Regions from separate parts of the Homo sapiens genome. Here region 2 is linked to region 1. Evidence: chromatin contacts called from ENCODE Hi-C or POLR2A ChIA-PET data. All regions are on one chromosome and are shown on one strand. The core of a region is the stretch at or near the end of the contact, and the rest is flanking DNA. Distances in the headings are between cores, read along the strand shown. Region 1 holds the start of LINC03061 (long intergenic non-protein coding RNA 3061). Region 2 has its middle 28 kb from the start of LINC00370.

Evidence for each region. Hi-C counts contacts between places; a loop is a spot of excess contacts on that map. ChIA-PET counts read pairs that join two places held with the same protein, here RNA polymerase II (POLR2A).
Region 2: a loop to region 1 is called in a map of Caco-2, with 4 times the contacts of the local background. The contact joins the enhancer-like site here to the promoter of LINC03061 in region 1. A Hi-C loop is called at or near these places in 2 of 168 maps with a recorded cell type or tissue (Caco-2 and endothelial cell of hepatic sinusoid). POLR2A ChIA-PET finds 5 or more read pairs at or near these places in 2 of 52 experiments (OCI-LY7 and WTC11).

Annotation. Positions count from the first base shown.
Region 1 is chr13:109,260,884-109,267,405 of GRCh38, reverse strand. It overlaps LINC03061 (long intergenic non-protein coding RNA 3061), which reads right to left and starts at 1,919. Exons shown (of 2, transcript NR_185883.1): 1 at 1,739-1,919. RefSeq lists an enhancer at 1-135.
Region 2 is chr13:109,306,990-109,313,166 of GRCh38, reverse strand. No RefSeq gene overlaps it. Among named protein-coding and RNA genes, the nearest start is that of LINC00370, 28 kb to the right of the region's middle. Within about 2 kb of position 3,071, at least 2 of the 41 ENCODE cell types and tissues checked have a DNase peak (open chromatin) inside an H3K27ac peak, as active enhancers do.

The sequences.
Region 1 (6,522 bases), core at 670-3,169:
TTATTTAATGTCGGGAGCAGATTGGGTAATAAAATGTGTATTGAGAATAAGATGGCCTTTTGACCTTTTAGGGTCTAGGGCTGTAAAGCATCTCAGGGTTGCTGCCGAACGAGACATGAACTGGGCTGGGTTTTTATATTTGATGAAAAAGAGCCTAAACGCTTCTGATTTGGGATAAAGAAAAAGGAGCATTAACCTTGACTATGCCTTTGGCTCCAGCCACCTTTTTAAGAGTAAATTGCTGGGCAGGTGGGGGAGGGCTAGTCACAGAACGAAACTGTAAGCCAGACCAGGTGTGAGGAGGGGAGGCGATAAAAAGATTACAGGGTGGAGGAGCGGAGGCTGAGGAAGAATTGGGACCTAGCTTGGCCTGGCAAGGAGGGGAGAGGTCAGATGGGTCTGTAGAAAAGGAAGATTAGAAAGACTCAGTGACGCTTGGGGTTGGGACTGAGGGGACAGGCGGGAGGGAAAGAAGGAAGATTCAGAATGAGTTGCACTGGGCACAGAGACTAGGAAGGGACTGATGTGTAAAAGAATGCCTGGATGTCAGGCACCTCAGACCATTTGCCCATTTTATGACAAGAATTATTTAGATCTTGTAGGATGGAAAAATTGAAAGTGCCGTTTTCCGGCTATTTGGAACTACTGTAGAGTTTGTATTGGGGTCAAGAGGCATTGCAGAAGAAAATGAGACACTTAGATTTTAGGTCAGGTGAGAGTTGAAGAGGTTTTAAGTTCTTAAGAATACAGGCTAAGGGAGAAGAAGGAGGAATGGAAGGTGGAAGCTTGCCCATAGTGAAGGAGGCAAGCCCAGAGAAAAGAGTAGAGACACGGAGAAGGGGTGGGGGTTTCTTGCCCTCCAGAAAAGCAGAGAAAGGGTTGGGGCACAGAAATAAGGGATTGGGGCACAGAGATAAGAGGTCAGGGTGTGGAAATAAGGGATTGGGGGTTCTTGCCCCCTAGAAAAGTGGGAAGGGGGGTTGGGGCATGGAAATAAGGGATTGGGGCACAGAGATAAGAGGTTGGGGTGTGGAAATAAGGGATTGGGTCACAGAAATAAGAGGTCGGGGTGTGGAAATAAGGGATTGGGGGTTCTTGCCCCCTAGAAAAGCGGGACTTGCCACTAAGGGTGAAGGAGAAGGGGTTGAGGGGTACTTTCCCCTCCCCCAGAAAAGTGGGACTTGCCACTAAGGGTGAAGGAGAAGGGGTTGAGGGGTTCTTGCCCCTGCCCCAGAAAATCAGAGAAGGGGTAGAGACAAGAAGAGAAGGGGTTGGGGTACTTGCCCCTTCCCCAGAAAAGCAGGGAAGGGGTAGAGACACAGAGAGAAGGGGTTGGGGTACTTGCCCCTTCCCCAGAAAAGCAGAGAACGGGTAGAGACACAGAGAGAAGGGGTTGGGGTACTTTCCCCTTCCCCAGAAAAGCGGGACTTGCCGCTAAGGGTGAAGGACCAAGGCAGGCATCCCTGCATGGTCTGACACCCTTGAAACGTGGGTGAATAATCAGAGAGGTGTCCCTGCAATGATTAAACAGCAAGGGAAGGCTGCCTTCCCAGTCCGTGACCAGCGCTGGAGTTTTGGGTCCACAGATAAAACGTGTCTCCTTTGTCTCTACCAGAAAATGAAAGGAATTGAAACTAAGAGAAGGGAGAGATTGAAGTGTGGCGCCAAGATTGAAAGGAGAAAGAGGTTGAGGGATAGTGAGGGAGGTTGGAGAAGAGAGTAAAAAGAGGCGGCTTACTGGATTTAAAATTGGTGAGATGTTTCTTGGGCTGGTTGGTCTGAGGACCTAAGGTCGTAGGTGGATCTTTCTCATGGAGCAAAGAGCAGGAGGACGGGGGATTGATCTCCTAAGGGAGGTCCCCCGATCCGAGCCACGGCATCAAAGTTCACTCGAGTCCATGTGAAGAGACACCAAACAGGCTTTGTGTGAGCAACATGGCTGTTTATTTCACCTGGGGGCAGGCGGGCTGAGTCCGAAAAGAGAGTCAGCGAAGGGAGATGGGGTGGGGCCGTTTTATAGGATTTGGGAAGGTAATGGAAAATTACAGTCAAAGGGGGTTGTTCTCTGGTGGGCAGGGGCGGGGGTCACAAGGTGCTCAGTGGGGGAGCTGCTGAGCCAGGAGAAGGAAATTCACAGGGTTAATCACTCAGTTAAGGTGGGGCAAGAACAAATCACCATGGTGGAATGTCATCAGTTAAGGCGGGGCAGGGCCTTTTCAGTTCTTTTGTGATTCTTCAGTTACTTCAGGCCATCTGGGCGTATACGTGCAAGTCACAGGGGATGCGATGGCTTGGCTTGGGCTCAGAGGCCTGACAGTTTTTATAAGTGACCTAGTGGGGAGGCAGTATTTTACCTACATAGGGTGTGAAAAAACAGTTAAGACCAGGTGTACCATCAGCATAGAGTGCGAATCTCTGGCAGCCCCCATCCCAGCCTTTTATTATGGAGGCGGGTCCTTTGCCTGAGCTACTCCATGTTGCTTTCCTACTGTGCAGGTGCAAAAAAAAGAAAAAGAAAAAAAAAAGTGGGAGGCGGAGCCCTCATGGTGCACATGACTGGCCCCAGGTACCCCTTTCTAGTGCGGCAGCTCCCAGCTGCAAGCTTCCAGCTTCCTTATCTATGTTTGCAGCACAATCTTCCAGGCTGCTCTTTGTTAGGAGACACGTGTTTTCTTGGGCTGCTTTTTGTGAGAAAGGAAGTTCTACTGAGGAATTTTGACCTAGCTATCTGCCTAGCTATTCTCTTTTTACTTCCTCGCTCACTATGGGGTCCAGCCAAATCCAGTGGCATTGGGAATGGAAAGGAAGCAAGAATGGCAGATTATGTGGGAAGGTTTCCAATCAGCTAATTGGACTTAAGGGACAAGGGAGAAGTCAAAATAATGATGGAAATGATGGCCAAGGGAAGGGTCTTATTGTTAAAGAAAGCTCTGGGAAGGGAGATAATAGGTGTTTATAGCTATTTCCTGAGCAATCTCTGTTAGCAGGAAAATTCTCTGAAGCCATGTGAAGGGAGGCAGTTGCCAGTGAGGGGAGTTGGTGAGAAATGCCAAAGCCCCCTGGATTAGATGAAGAAATTGTATTCTCCACAAGTTATCTTTGAAAGATGACTTAGTGTACATGATTGGGAATTATATCTTGATAAGCCCCTTGGTTGGTTCTGGGAGTGATTCCTTCAAGGGGAACGCTTGGGAAATAATATATAATAGTTAAATATTCTGGTAACTTCATGGGCTTTATTCAGCTGAGTGGGCATATGAGTGTGGGGATATCAAGGGTTTAGGACAATAAGGTGATCAAAGCACTGACTCGGTGGTCTTTTAATTCCTCCATTCTGTTCTTCCCTGTTCAGTGCTTAGCTTCTCTTAATATACATTTCACAAATATATTTATTCTGAGGAACTAAATTATTAGCCTGACTAGGTGTTCAAATGTTTCCATATAGGCCTTTCTGTTCCTTTATCTGGGATTACAGGCATGAGCCACAACACACAGCTTAACCCCTGTGTGACTATCTAGTCCATAGAACTTCAGAAAGTACAACCAAATAGGGTGAAAGTTCAAGTCTTGCGTCCTCTATAATCCTATCTTGCACCCTGTCCCTCACCAAATATTTTGAAGCAAATCCCAGACATCATATCATTTCCTCCATAAATATTTCAATATACATCTCTGAAAGTTTAGACCTCTTTCAAAAGGTTAATTTCCATATGATTATCATACTTAAAAATTAAAAATTATTCCTTAGGCAGGGCACAGTGGCTCATGCCTGTAATCCCAGCACTTTGGGAGGCCAAGGCAGGTGGATCATGAGGTCAGGCATTTGAGACCAGCCTGGCCAACATAATGATACCCCACTCTACTAAAAATACAAAAAATTAGCCAGGTGTGGTGGTGGGTGCCTGTAATTCCCGTTACTAGGGAGGCTGAGGCAAGAGAATCGCTTGGACCAGGAAGGCAGAGGTTGCAGTGAGCTGAGATCTTGCCACTGCATGACAGTCTGGGCGACAGTGCAAGACTCTGTCTCAAAAAAAAAAAAAAAATTATTACTTAATACTATTTTTTTTTAAAGTTGAAGTCTTGCTTTGTTGCCCAAGTTAGAGTGCAGTGGGGGCACTCTTGGCTCACTGCAACCTCTGCTTCCCAGGTTCAAGTGATTCTCCTGTCTCAGCCTCCCAAGTAGATAGGATTATAGGTGTGCACCACACGGTTGGCTAATTTTTGTATTTTTGGTAGAAATGGGGTTTCACTATGTTGCTCAGGCTGGTTTTGAACTCCTGACCTCAAGTGATCCGCCTGCCTTGGCCTCCCAAAATGCTGCGATTACAGGCATGAACCACTAAGCCCAGCCCCTTAATACTATTACATATCTACTAAGTGTTCTAATTTTCCTGATTCTCTTTTCTTCTTTTACAATTTGCCTGACTCAGAAGTCCCAAAGAGATCTATACCTTGCAGTTGATTGATTTATCTTTTAAACCTCTTTTTTTTTTTTTTTTTTGAGATGGAGTCTCGCTCTGTTGCCCAGGCTGGAGTGCAGTGGCGCGATCTTGGCTCACTGCAAGCTCCACCTCCCGGGTTCACACCATTCTCCTGCCTCAGCCTCCCAAGTAGCTGGGACTACAGGTGCCTGCCACCACACCTGGCTAATTTTTTGTATTTTTAGTAGAGATGAGTTTTCACCATGTTAGCCAGGATGGTCTCGATCTCCTGAACTTGTGATCCACCTGCCTCTGCCTCCCAAAGTGCTGTGATTACAGGCATGAGCCACCGTGCCTGGCCTAAACCTCTTTTAAGATATAGAACTTGTTGGCTTTTTCCTTGCATTTTATTGGTCGAAGAAACAGGTTGTTTGTCCTAAAGAAATTTTTACAGTCCAGATTGTGTTGTGTAATTCCTTTGAAACCTGAATTTCTTATAAACTAGTAAACCTAAACTTTTAGTAGGATTTGGGTTTTATTTACTGTATTTTACTCTGTATTCAAAAATACTTGTAGGCAGAATTATATTTGTTATTAGGAGGTGTACATTGTCTAGCCATCTCTTTTCTTTGTAAAGGTAGATGACTAATCTGACTAAATACATAAAAAAAAGAGAGTTACAAAATGGTGATGTCTTAATGTGATCATTTCTTTTAAATTTATTGTCTGTAGTGTATCTACAAACAATGCCTTTCCATTGTATATTATATGTTTACTTTGAGGTAGAATTATTATAGGAAAAGCAATGTAAGTTCTTGGTTATATCCTCTTATCCACTAGTTTTCAAAACAATAAATTGTTTTCCTTTCACTCTCTGAAGATGATCACTGAAATTTGACTTAAGTATTTGATATGGTTTGGCTCTGTGTCACCAACCAAATCTTATCTTGAATTATAATAATCCCCACACATTGTGGGAGTGACCTTGTGGGAGTTAATTGAATCTTGGGGGCAAGTTTTTCCCATGCTCTTCTAGTGATAGTAAGTCTCATGACATCTGATGGTTTTATAAAGGGGAGTTCCCCTGCACATGCCCTCTTGCCTGCCACCAGGTAAGACGTGCCTTTGCTTCTCCTTTGCCTTCTGCCATGATTGTGAGGCCTTCTCAGCCATGTGCAACTGTGAGTCCATTAAACCTCTCTTCTTTATAAATAACCTCATCTTGGGTATGTCTTTATTAGGAGCATGAGAACAGACTATTACAGTATTATTATAAACACATGAATTTACATGCTTAATGTAATTTATTTCATTTGTTAATCTTATTTGTGGCCAAATTTGCCCTCCATTGGCTAATGAAAAACTCTTGAATGTGGCTGTTGAATTATTTGCTCACGATTTCAATAGACTTTGTTAGCTTCTTACTGTCTGGGAAGAACAGACATTTCAGACTCATCTTTAACATTTTCTTTCTCAAGCTGAAAGCAATTATTTCACCAAGGAATTCTGGTTCCTTGCAGTGGGAAATCATATTTAGAGACCATGATCTTTGTGCTAGAGGTGCTAATTGCTACCGAGTTAGTCACTGTTTCTAGACTTTTCTAGAGGACAAAGCTAAGAAACACACACGCACATGCCCACACACAATGTATTCATAAAGATGATATACAATGTGAATTCATATTGATTACTAATTTTAAATACAATTTAAGACTACAGGTTATTATTCATCTCATCAACCTTACATCCGTATCTCATTCCTTTCATGGTGAAAACGCCAATCCTCAATGATAATAGTTCATTTGATTTATCTCACGATAATTACTCATTACATACAGAAAATAATGACATATTCTCAGAATAGTTATATCACTTCTGTCACAAATAATGTGATTATTGAAAAGAGTTGAAGATTGTTCTTCAGGTCTTTAGTATCTAACCCAATAGGGGGTATAGTAAATCAATATTCTTTAAAGTTACTTGAAATTTTTGTCTTTTTGTGAATATGCTACTAACCTGATAAACAGGTTCATTATTTTTTATTTGCTTTTGATTTTAAGAATGGCCTTTGTAATTTTAATTTTATTTAATATAATGTTAA
Region 2 (6,177 bases), core at 1,822-4,321, 45 kb before region 1:
AAGTGCATATTATCATGTTGGTTTACTTTTGAGTATAAGCGTCTTCCTTTCCTATGAACCCACAGTAATTCCTGGAAATGTGAGAGCCGGTGGAGGGCTAGTGGTAGGGTCTTAGGCTGTATTTAAGCATATAAAGAACTTGGAAACCCAATGTGTAAAGAAGATGTGAGAATCTCCTATCTGGGCTGGTGGTCAGTCCCCCTCACTTTTCCCTGCATGCAGGTAAATAAACAACAAAAGCCACAATTCCACATTTCTGAGCTGGGGGTCTTATCTTTACAATTATGAAACAATCACATGATGCATAGATCTTTACAGAACATGGCCTATATCTATATCTGTCTGCCATCTGTCTATCTGTCTGTCTGTCTGTATATCTATCTGCATATCTATCTATCTGTCTATATATCTGCTATCTATCTATATATCTTTCTGTCATTTATCTATCATCTGTCAGTCTATTTATATGTCTGTCAGTCTGTCTATTTATCTGTCATCTGTCAGTTTGTCTATCTGCATATCTGTCATCTATCTATGTATCTATCTGTCTGTCTATCCATCTATCTGTCACCCTGTCAATCTATCTATTTATCTGTCTAACTATCTATCAATCAATCAATCATCTATCTCTCTGCCTATCTGCATGTCTATTATCTATATATCTATATGCCTATCTGTCCATCTATATATATCTACCTATCTGTCTATCTATCTATCTATCTATCTATCTATGATCTATGTAATCTATGGCAATTCTTTTTCTTTTTTCTTTTTTTTTTTAGTATTTATTGATCATTCTTGGGTGTTTCTCAGAGAGGGGGATTTGGCAGGGTCATAGGACAATAGTGGAGGGAAGGTCAGCAGATAAACATGTGAACAAGGGTCTCTGGTTTTCCTAGGCAGAGGGCCCTGCTGCCTTCCGCAGCGTTTGTGTCCCTGGGTACTTGAGATTAGGGAGTGATGATGACTCTTAAGGAGCATGCTGCCTTCAAGCATCTGTTTAACAAAGCACATCTTGCACCGCCCTTAATCCATTTAACCCTGAGTGGACACAGCACATGTTTCAGAGAGCATGGGGTTGGGGGTAAGGTTATAGATTAACAGCATCCCAAGGCAGAAGAATTTTTCTTAGTACAGAACAAAATGGAGTCTCCTATGTCTACTTCTTTCTACACAGACACAGTAACAATCTGATCTCTCTTTCTTTTCCCCACATTTCCCCCTTTTCTATTTGACAAAACCGCCATCGTCGTCATGGCCCGTTCTCAATGAGCTGTTGGGTACACCTCCCAGACGGGGTGGCGGTAGGGCAGAGGGGCTCCTCACTTCCCAGACGGGGCGGCCGGGCGGGGGCTGCCCCCCACCTCCCTCCCGGATGGGGCAGCTGGCCGGGCGAGGGCTGCCCCCCACCTCCTGGACGGGGCGGCTGCCGGGCGGAGACGCTCCTCACTTCCCAGACGATGGGTGACCAGGCAGAGACGCTCCTCACTTCCCAGACGGGGTGGCTGCTGGGCGGAGGGGCTCCTCACTTCTGGGACAGGGTGGCCGGGCAGAGACACTCCTCACCTCCCAGACGGGGTGGCAGTTGGGCAGAGGCACTCCTCACATCCCAGACGGGGCGGCCGGGCAGAGGCACTCCTCACATCCCAGACGGGGTGGCGGGGCAGAGGTGCTCCCCACATCTCAGACGATGGGCAGCCGGGCAGAGACGCTCCTCACTTCCTAGACGGGATGGCGGCCGGGAAGAGGTGCTCCTCACTTCCCAGACTGGGCGGCCGGGCAGAGGGGCTCCTCACGTCCCAGACGATGGGCGGCCAGGCAGAGACGCTCCTCACTTCCCAGACGGGATGGCGGCCGGGCAGAGGCTGCAATCTGGGCACTTTGGGAGGCCAAGGCAGGCGGCTGGGAGGTGGAGGTTTTAGCGAGCCGAGATCACGCCACTGCACTCCAGCCTGGGCAACATTGAGCACTGAGTGAGCGAGACTCCGTCTGCAATCCCGGCACCTCGGGAGGCCCAGGCGGGCAGATCACTTGCGGTCAGGAGCTGGAGACCAGCCCGACCAACATGGGGAAACCCCGTCTCCACCAAAAAAATACAAAAACCAGTCAGGCGTGGCGGCGTGTGCCTGCAATCCCAGGCACTCGGCAGGCTGAGGCAGGAGAATCAGGCAGGGAGGTTGCAGTGAGCCGAGATGGCGGCAGTACAGTCCAGCCTCAGCTGGGCATCAGAGGGAGACCGTGGAAAGTGGGAGACGAGGGAGAGGGCGGGGGAGAGGGAGGGGGAGGGGGCAATTCTTGAAGGAGAGTCTCCAGGCAGACTTAAAAAGTAACATCTGACTCTCAAAAAGATGCAATCATCTGTCTCCTGGAGTTTGAATTATAATGATGAAAGACAAATAATTACAGTTCAGGGTAGAAGTATGGTCACAGATGCATTCAGTGCATGAGGAGGGTGACAGGGCCATGAAATGTCCCAAGAGGGGCAGCCTGTCTGATCCATGGAACATCCCAGGAGACTTCTTGGTGCAGGAGGCATTTGACCTGTTACATATTCTCTCAGGACTTTTATGTTTGTGATTGTTTTGAGAAGTAAAATGTAAGCTATTTGTAAAGGGCAGGACAGGCCTTGCAGACTGTATGTCCTCAAATAATGGTTGTCATTATTAATTAAATATTCTTTAAACCGTTGGGGACACTTTTGGTACTAAGGTGAAAAATTTCCCACACTTCATCCTGAATATGATCCAGGGCTTTACTGTAACATGGAATCAGGCCTATTTGTACTTAGTTTGCTCTCAGCAGCCTTGTGTTGTGAGGAGGGGAGGTTTGCTTAATGAGAGAGGTGTGTACAGTTTGGGCTGGCGGTTAAACATACCCTGCAGTGGTGCTCATTCCAAAGTTAACAATTATCTTAACACAATATTTACCTTATCAGAGGAAGTTGCGCTGTTTGCCTGTTCCTTCAGTGAGATCTCCTACTGAGCTGAATTCAAAACAGTTAAGATAAACGTTAGCTCTTTAGAGCACACCGCTAGGGCTGGAAAATGATGGGAACCAAGGTCGTCTCGTGCAGCGTTTTGGATCTGTACAATGACGTCATCTCACCAAGGTCCTTCAGCTGTGAGTCTGATTGATCGTTCTGCATAGGTTGCTAACTACACCTGCACACTTTCTTCCAAATTATGCTAGGCAATATGGCAAAGCCAATTATTTTCTTCCGCTAAGAACAAATTAAATTTTCTGACAATATTACCAAGTAGTGACTGTATTAAGTATAGTTATTGATCATATTGTGCAAGTATTTGCCCAACTGCTGCTTAATTTAGCACAATGTAAACACAGCTCTACAACATGGGGCATGTGGTAGATAATAACACAGGTTTGACACTACCAGAAAAAGTGATTGACCAAAACACAGACAGCCACAGTTGTGTCTTTAATGTTGTCCGGATAAGCAGGGTTTTATAGCTGTCATACTAAAGCAACTAGGACCTCTAGCTTTTCACCTAAAACTTATAAATTATTTTAAAACGAAGGAGGCCAATCATCAAATTGCTGCCATCTTTTCCTAAAATGGTGTCTTTTTCTAAAATGAGATACTTTATTTGGATGCAATATGCTGAATTACAGACTGGAAATCTTAGGTAGATCTACAACCTGTCAGACTCCTCACTGGCCCCCAGGAAAGAGGGTGCCCCCCTCCCTCAGTGAGGGCCTGGTCATGGAGAACTCAAGAAAAATATGATGGCGTCATGCTTCTCTAATAGAACTTATAACCTGAACAAGAAGATTTGTGGGCAAGAAGTAATTAGAGAATAATACAATTTAGTAGTCAAGTACTTAACTGAGTATAAATATGACCAGATTTATGAAAGGAGGAGTTTAATGAGTGTTGAATAAAATAATAGCCTTTTTGAAAAAAAACCATAAAAATTGAATTGGATTTGAAATACTTTTATTCTGTATCTATATGGGTAGCTCTGCCAAAATTATTTATGTACAAAATGCAACTGAATATAACATATAAAACAGTATCATGCAAGGTATTCCATTATAGACGCACATAAATACACACACACACACACACCACCACCACCACGTGCTTCACTACTAAACTATTTTAGTTCTCAAAAAATGCTCTGTTGCTTCAGAGTTTTGTTATACCGATCCTCAACCTTGACAACACAGACAAATCATTGAGAGCTTTAACAATTACCAACGTGGGCAGGTGCAGTGGCTCACACCTCTAATCCAAGCACTTTGGGAGGCTGAGGTGGGCGGACCATGAGGTCAGGAGATCAAGACCATCCTGGCTAACATGGTGAAACCCCATCTCTACTAAAAATACATAAAAAGTTAGCTGGTGTGGTGGCACATTCCTGTAGTCCCAGCTACTTGGGAGACTGAAGGAGGAGAATCACTTGAACCCAGGAGGCAGAGGTTGCAGTGAACTGAGATCACGCCACTGCTCTCCAGCTTGGACAACAGAGTGAGACTCTGTCTCAAAGAAAAAAAAATTACCAATGTGTAAAGTAATCAGTCTTAGATTTTGATGGCAGGGCTCAGGGTCTACATTTTTAGGGCTTCCCATGTGATCCTAAGGTGCAGTCAGGCTTGAAACCGATCATTTTGGATAAGCACATGCTCTGCTCTGTCCCTGAAATTCCGTCCCCACAATTTTTGTCTTTTATAGCCCCGGTTAATCCTACAAAACCCAACACAGGGTTAACCTTTGCAATAAAGGCTCTGCTCCCCCCGCCTCCCAAGCTGCTGGTGAAGGGGGTCACTCTTCCCCCTGCATCTTGAGCTGGAGAAGGCAATACAGCATTCAGCTGCCACACCATTACCTCCCAACCAGAATAGGTGACATCCTGAAGAACTTTCTGTGCAAGACCTGGGAAAACCCAGAGGCATAGTTTGTCCTCCCAAGTCTCCCAAAGGAAGCAACCTTCGGCATCACTCCCCTGCCTGCCTGCCTTCCCATCTCTGTCCTGTTCTCTCCCTGCCTCACAAGACCCCATGGAAACATGCCCTTAATAAATCAAGTGCATCCAAATCATAGACTCAGGGTCCACCCTGCAAAATCCTGCCCTGCGACATGCAATCATGATAAATACTAGTTATTTCAGGGTATGCTGGAGACAGCTTTGACCAGCTCACAAAAGCTAGTTGTGCACATCATGTCTTAACCCTCTTCAGTGAGGGGTATCATCTTGGTAGCTGGAAAACAGCCATGATGTGATCAGTTACACCATAGAAATTGGCGACTGCTGCTAATCAGGGCTTCTTTATTTTCCTGGACAGCTGTTTGCCAAACATTTATCAACACACCACGGGTTATTGCTATGAATTTATTACCAAGGAATAACCAAATAAATAAAGCACATTTGAACTTGGCTTCCCCAACTTTTTCTTGCCCTTTTCTCTTTTTGATAAATAACCATCTTGCTGTACATCAAATTCTTGAAGCGTTCCTGCTTTCCAAGCTTGTTCGTTTCACTTTCCTTGTAGATTCTATTTCTCCATCTCCTGCACATCCATTAACGTCTCTGGGCTCTGGAATCTAGCCTCTGTTCATCCACGTTGCTCCTCAGGAAAGAAAAACAGTATTAGTTTAACACTCCAGAGTATCTAGAACTAAGTTATGCTTTGAGGAGGTCTGAGCAGTTGATGAGCAGTTCAGGCTGTGAAGGAGCTTGCAGGTGTTCCCAGGGCCGCTTGGGCAGTGCCTCCCACACTGCCCATGGGAGTCTGTAGAGCACCAGAGGACAATGAGGGAGTCCTGAAAGGCCCCACTCCCCGCCGGCCCAGTGCAAACATTTCAACCAGCACGACAGCAACCCAGCCGTAAGGAGGCCAGTCAGCTCCTCCTCAGATTTGCTACATCTGTGAGCTAACGACTGGGTCCCTAAGAGGTGAGTGTGCTCCTTTGAGTGTAGGATTGTGGTGGACTGTGCATGACAGAGGGTGGATGAAAATGCTGTGAATGTGTCTGAAAAGTCAGCTGCATTCAAAAAGCAAAGGGTTGAGGGCCTCAGACCTTGGGAAGACCTGACAGGAGGGAGTGGCATATTTGTGTCTAGATAATAGTCATATGCAGTCTCCTGCTGGTAAAACTTTCCAGCACCCGCAACACATCCTAGGTTAGAGAGCTTCCAGACCATGGGTTGTGAATGG